Linked DNA regions of Homo sapiens: region 2 is linked to region 1. A link is a contact called in ENCODE Hi-C data. All regions are on one chromosome and are shown on one strand. The core of a region is the stretch at or near the end of the contact, and the rest is flanking DNA. Distances in the headings are between cores, read along the strand shown.

Region 1 (2,844 bases), core at 158-2,657:
TCTGAAGTTATTTCAAAACAAAAAGAACTTGGCCAGGCGCGGTGACTCACGCCTGTAATCCCAGCACTTTGGGAGGCTGAGGCAGGTGGATCCCTTGAGCCCAGGAGTTTGAGACCAGCCTGGCCGACATGGCGAAACCCCATCTCTACTAAAAATACAAAAATTAGCCAGGCAAGGTGGCACACACCTGTAATCCCAGCTACTCTGGAGGATGAGGCAGGAGAATCGCTTGAACCCGGGAGGTGGAGATTATTTGAAGTCCACGCCCGCCGACTGGACCTATGAAGCCTCCATGCACATAGTGAGTATTAGCCTGCACTAACACTAACACTAACAAACGCTACCAAATGTGCACTAACACTGCCAGATAACCTTTCTTCATGTTCCTGGTAAACTCACAATCCCACTGTTGAAGAAATCAAGTTTGGATTGTGTTTAGAATAGTGCTTTTGGAAATACTTCACTGATGGCATTCCAATTGGCCATGCTCAGCCAATTGTTAGAGTTGGCTATTTATGAAGGATTGAAGAAAAATACTAGAAAATATAGCCTCACTTTATTTTATATAAAAGTTAAAAATTAATATCCTGGTTGAGCATGGTGGCTCACACCTGTAATCCTAACGCTTTGGGAGGCCAAGGCTGGGGAATTGCTTGAGCCCAGGAGCTCAAAACCTGTCCAGGTAACATAGCAAGACCCCCATCTCTACAAAAAGTCAAAAAAAAAAAAAGCAATGATGGCATGCATCTGTAGTTCCAGCTACTTGGGAGGCTGAGGTGGGGGAATCACTTGAGCCTAGGAGTTCAAGACTATAGTGAGCTATGACCAAGCCACTGTACTCCAGCCTGGGTGACAGAGTGAGACCTTGTTTCAAAAAATAAAATAAAGTATCTTCCCCCACCCTTGATAATATTTCCCTGTGAGCTGGTTTATTTACTATACATATTATTAAAACAAAACATAGAAACAGTTTAGATAGACACTATCCCCTGTGACTGTCATCAACTCAATCTAGTTAAGTTTTAACAAGAAACAAGTTCATTTATCACATTAAAAACTAAATATTGATATATATCATGTTGTTCAAAACTAGTCTAGGTATTTAATGTGGGTATTTCAATGGCTATTTCCACCATTTCACTCTTTGTTTAGTTTTGTTTATACTGATAATGAACATTGTGCAGTTTTTACTTTTTCTTCACGTTTTTTGATTTATTAAAATATTATTGCTAAATCTAATAATAAAACATTCAGACTTGTATTTTGTATTTTTATACGCTTTTCTAATCATTTATTTGTATTTAACAAAAGTAGTGATCCACAACCCATTGGAAATAACCACAATTTGAGAAGCAATGCAGTCGCCTTTGATATTCCCGAGATGGACACTAGGTGGCGCCCAAGGATCTTCTTCCTGGCTGGTTGCGTGATCTTTGCAATGGCACGCTGGTCATAAGGCGCTTGGCAGTGTATAAGTGATAAGGCGCTTTTCCAGTGTAGACGGGCAGAATTGTCAGACCTTTCCTATCTATCAAGTCCACAGAGAAGGCAACTCACTCTCCTTTGTAGGGGACATCTATAAATAATTGAAGTTGACTTACACAAATGAAGACATTTTCATGTTTTGCCTATTGTTGGGAGGCTTCCCAGCTGAATAGAAGTAATCTCTAAACACCAAAGCTGTTACAACTATTGTTATATCAAGAAGACTATTTGAGAGCCTTTGTTCAATAATAGTGACAGGAGCCAACCACATCCGGGCCAAATTATAAAGGAAATCTACAAAGTCTTTTCAATGCCCACATCTCCCAGAATCAGGAGGGCAGTGGAATGGCAGAACAGAATTCTGAAAAATACCTGGCTGATATCAATCTATAAACGAGACCTCGAGAGGCAATCCTTGCATGCAGTCCTCATAAATATGAGATCCACAGTCAACAGAAAGACTCTCCCACACACAATAGACAGCCGAGTACAACACTTCCGGCTGCTCCCCGGGAGCCACTCACAGGACACTCCTATATTTAAACATACATTGAATGCTATTTAAAAACACACATGAAATATATCAAAGCTTTCCATTAAGAGATCTGAGAATCCAACCCTGATGAGCCCTGCCACAGCTACAACCTATGTGAAAGTTCAGCAGAGAAACTTATTCCTTCAGCCTCACTAGGACAGTGCTAACAAAGACCAGCTTATCACCAACACATAAATTGTCAAAGCCTTTAGCTTTCAATACGTTCTTCCCCCTCTAAGACTTTTGCACCACTGGGGCAGACAGCAAGAAGAATGCAGACCCGTCTATGGCCAAGGGCAGACCACAAGAATGCAGACCTATGGCCAAGGTTGACATCAAGAATGCAGACCTGTCTACGGCCAAGGTCGACATCATCCCTTGAGATGACTTGTCAAGGTTTCCAGGCCTGCCACTTGTGACTAGAAGTCTGATTTCCAACTTGTGTACCTGCCTCGAGAGTTTGCTCTGGCCATTCTTCAAGTTTGTCAGCCCAAGTCCTCAAAAACTTGTAAATCTCCCCATCCAACTCTGACCTTGTTTTGCTTGGGGTTGAACGTGCTAGGAATGAATACCCACTCTGTCAAGGAGAATGCAGTGGAACAGCAGCCACTGGAAATCATCCCTGCGTGGAGATAGGCAGTAGCCCTAGTTATTGCCAATAACCTCATGTTCCTACTGATAATCTTGATCATCTTTGGTAGTGAGACAACACAAAGAGATCATGTAGCCTTGGAATAGATACAAGTTTGCCTATTAAATCGGGGGGTCAAACTGTGAAGATCCCTTCTTTCTTGGATTTTTTTGCTAGTTGATGATTTTAACAG
Region 2 (2,844 bases), core at 241-2,740, 520 kb after region 1:
CTACAAAAATCAGCCAGGTGTGGTGTTGCACACTTGTAGTCCCAGCTACTCAAGAGGCTGAGGTGGGAGGATTACCTAAGCCCGGAAGGTCACGGCTGCAGTGAGCCATGATCACGCCACTGCACTTCAGCCTGGTTGACAGAGTGAGACCTTGTCTCAAAAAAAAAAAAAAAAAAAAAAAATCATAGTACATAATTTGATCATGATGGGAATCCTTTATTCTGTAATTCTTTAAGTCTACAATTTAGCAAAGCCAGTCCTAGCAACAGCAGAAAGATAAGCGTCAGTGGCAAGAGGCAGGATAAGAGCATATCAAGGCCATGTTTTCTACATCTCCCTCCCCATCATTGGATTTCAGGTACAATTAATTAACTGATGCCAAAAAAATAGCATGGCTAGGCGCAGTGGCTCACGCCTGTAATCCCAGTGCTTTGGGAGGCCAAGGCGGGCGGATCACCTGAGGTCAGGAGTTCGAGACCAGCCTAGTCAACATGGCGAAACCCCGTCTCTACTGAAAAATACAAAAATTAGCCGGGCGTGGTGGCGGACACCTGTAATTCCAGCTACTTGGGAGGCTGAGGCAGGAGAATCGCTTGAACCCAGCGGGCAGAGGTTGCAGTGAGTGGAGATCATGCCAGTTGCACTCCAGCCTGGGTGATGGAGTGAGGCTCTGTCTCAAAAAACCCCCAAAGTTCACTCAAACCAAAACCTAGACTGTCCCGCAGAACTTTTGGGGGAGTTGGGAGGTTGACTTCATGGGCACCTTCAACCATATGTATGCTCACACACGGATTGATGGGGAGAAAGAGGTTGACTAAGCTTTCCAAACAAAAATGGGAATACGGGACCCAGTAAATGGTCTTTGTCCAGCTTCTAGGAGGTAATGTGGTGCTGAAAATAGGAACACTTCTCAGATATTTCAATGTCTTATGGGAGCAAAGAGACAATATTTGAAAATGAGGCCTCCTACGCCGGGTGCGGTGGCTCACGCCTGTAATCCCAGCACTTTGGGAGGCGGAGGCAGGTGGTTCACATGGTCAGGAGATGGAGCCCATCCTGGCTAACACGGTGAAACCCCGTCTCTACTAAAAAAAAAAAAAAAAAAAAGCCGGGCATGGTGGCGGGCACCAGTAGTCCCAGCTACTCGGGAGGCTGAGGCAGGAGAATGGCGTGAACCCAGGAGGTGGAGCTTGCAGTGAGCCGAGATCACGCCACTGCACTCCAGCCTGGGCAACAGAGCGAGACTCCATCTCAAGAAAAGAAAAAAAAAAAGGAGAAGGAAAAAAAAAAAGAAAATGAGGCCCTCCTGCATTCCAGGACAAGTTAAATCACAAAAATTTCAATGTATTCACATTTTTTTCCAGTGGTGTTTAAGGACACAGATATGCTAGAAGCTGACTATTGCGCCAAATTTTGCCTCTGAGAGCCTCAGCACAGTCTCAGGGCGGCCAGATCAACCATCAAGAGCTCTCCAAGGTTTGGGTGTGTTGAAGTCAGGAGGCCAGGGTTTGTTTTCAGCCTCGAAGCCTCGAATCTCTCACAGCACTGCCAAGGACACAGAAAATAGTTTTGTGCAGTTCTATTTTTAGTACCTGCAAACCATACTCATTGGAAAAAGCAAGGCAGGAAGCTTCTAGACTGAGGATGGCAGAGTAAGGATAGCCCTGCTCAACGCTCCTCTCTGAAGACAGTGAGAAAATAAAGGGAAAAGAACGCCGTGTTCTGATATGTAGGAATGATCTTCAAACCAAACCACAACCCTGCCTCGTGGTGAGCGTGAGTAGTAGGGGGTGAGGAAGGCCCTAGAATAAGCCACCCTCGGGCAGCACTGTGGCATGCTGGCCATACTTTGTTTGAGGTTCCTGAAGATGTACATCTTGCTTGTGGTTGGCTGGACAGTCTGGTCTTCTCCTCTGACATTTCATCTAACACTAAAATGTCTGGGGTAAAGGGGGCCTGGCAACGTGTGACCCCACCTGTGCCCCCTTGACTGGTGGTCTCAGAATGAGACTTTCACACATGAAATCCTTCCTTATTGTAATAACAAGTGGGAGGAGGAAGAGAGATGAGGGGCTATTCCCTTTTACTGAAAGCGGAAGTGCTTAGCATCTCAAGACATTTTGTTTTTCTTTCAGAGACAGGGTCTTGCTCTGTCACCCAGGCTGGAGTGCGCTGGCACGATCATAGCTCACTGAGCCTCAAACTACTGGACCCAAGTGATTCTCCTGCTTCAGATTCCCATGTAGGTAGGACTACAGGCATATACCACCACGCCTGGCTAATTTTTTAAATTTAATCTTTTTTTTTTTTTTTTGAGAGATGAGGGGTCTCACTATGTTGATGAGGCTGGTCTCGAACTCCTGGCCTCAGATGATCCTCCTGTCAAGGCATGTCTTAACTGCACAGACCCAAATCAGCGGCTGAGAATCAGAAGGGAGTGGAACCTGAAGGGACTGGTCTCCTTTATTCCAACCTCTCTCCTCGCCTCCTGGCCAACTCCTTACTAGGTGCCAAGGCTGGCTGTTGGCTGAGAAACCACACAGCCCCTCTATATTTGAATTTCTGGAACAGCATTCTTAGATGACTTCAGTGACCCAGGTATACTACCACTAAAGAAACATTCATATTTATTTCTCTAAATAGAAAATATTCATTCATTAGGGTTCAAATCTCTACGTATAGCCCCAAGAAATTGATCTTCAGATTAGTATCCTAGATGTGAACCTGTGGTTTCTTCTGTCAATGTTTATTGTCACAACTGATTTACTGAAAGATTTTATTTGTAATTCCTTGTACTCCAGGGTTCAGATGCTCTTCTACAGGTGACATTTGAACAACACAGGC

The links. Hi-C counts contacts between places; a loop is a spot of excess contacts on that map. Pooled maps may share reads with other maps.
Region 2: a map of mammary epithelial cell shows a loop between it and region 1 (5-fold over the local background). The contact joins two enhancer-like sites. A Hi-C loop is called at or near these places in 5 of 168 maps with a recorded cell type or tissue (K562, OCI-LY7, mammary epithelial cell and 2 more), 2 of 37 single-sample maps with no recorded cell type and 10 of 50 pooled maps.

The regions. Positions count from the first base shown.
Region 1 is chr5:32,611,819-32,614,662 of GRCh38, reverse strand. No RefSeq gene overlaps it. Among named protein-coding and RNA genes, the nearest start is that of SUB1, 28 kb to the right of the region's middle. Within about 2 kb of position 1,407, at least 3 of the 41 ENCODE cell types and tissues checked have a DNase peak (open chromatin) inside an H3K27ac peak, as active enhancers do.
Region 2 is chr5:32,094,168-32,097,011 of GRCh38, reverse strand. The region is part of intron 21 of PDZD2 (PDZ domain containing 2); the gene reads right to left. LOC105374711 (a long non-coding RNA gene) reads left to right here. Exons shown (of 4, transcript XR_007058716.1): 4 at 1-2,844. Among named protein-coding and RNA genes, the nearest start is that of GOLPH3, 79 kb to the left of the region's middle. Within about 2 kb of position 1,490, at least 4 of the 41 ENCODE cell types and tissues checked have a DNase peak (open chromatin) inside an H3K27ac peak, as active enhancers do.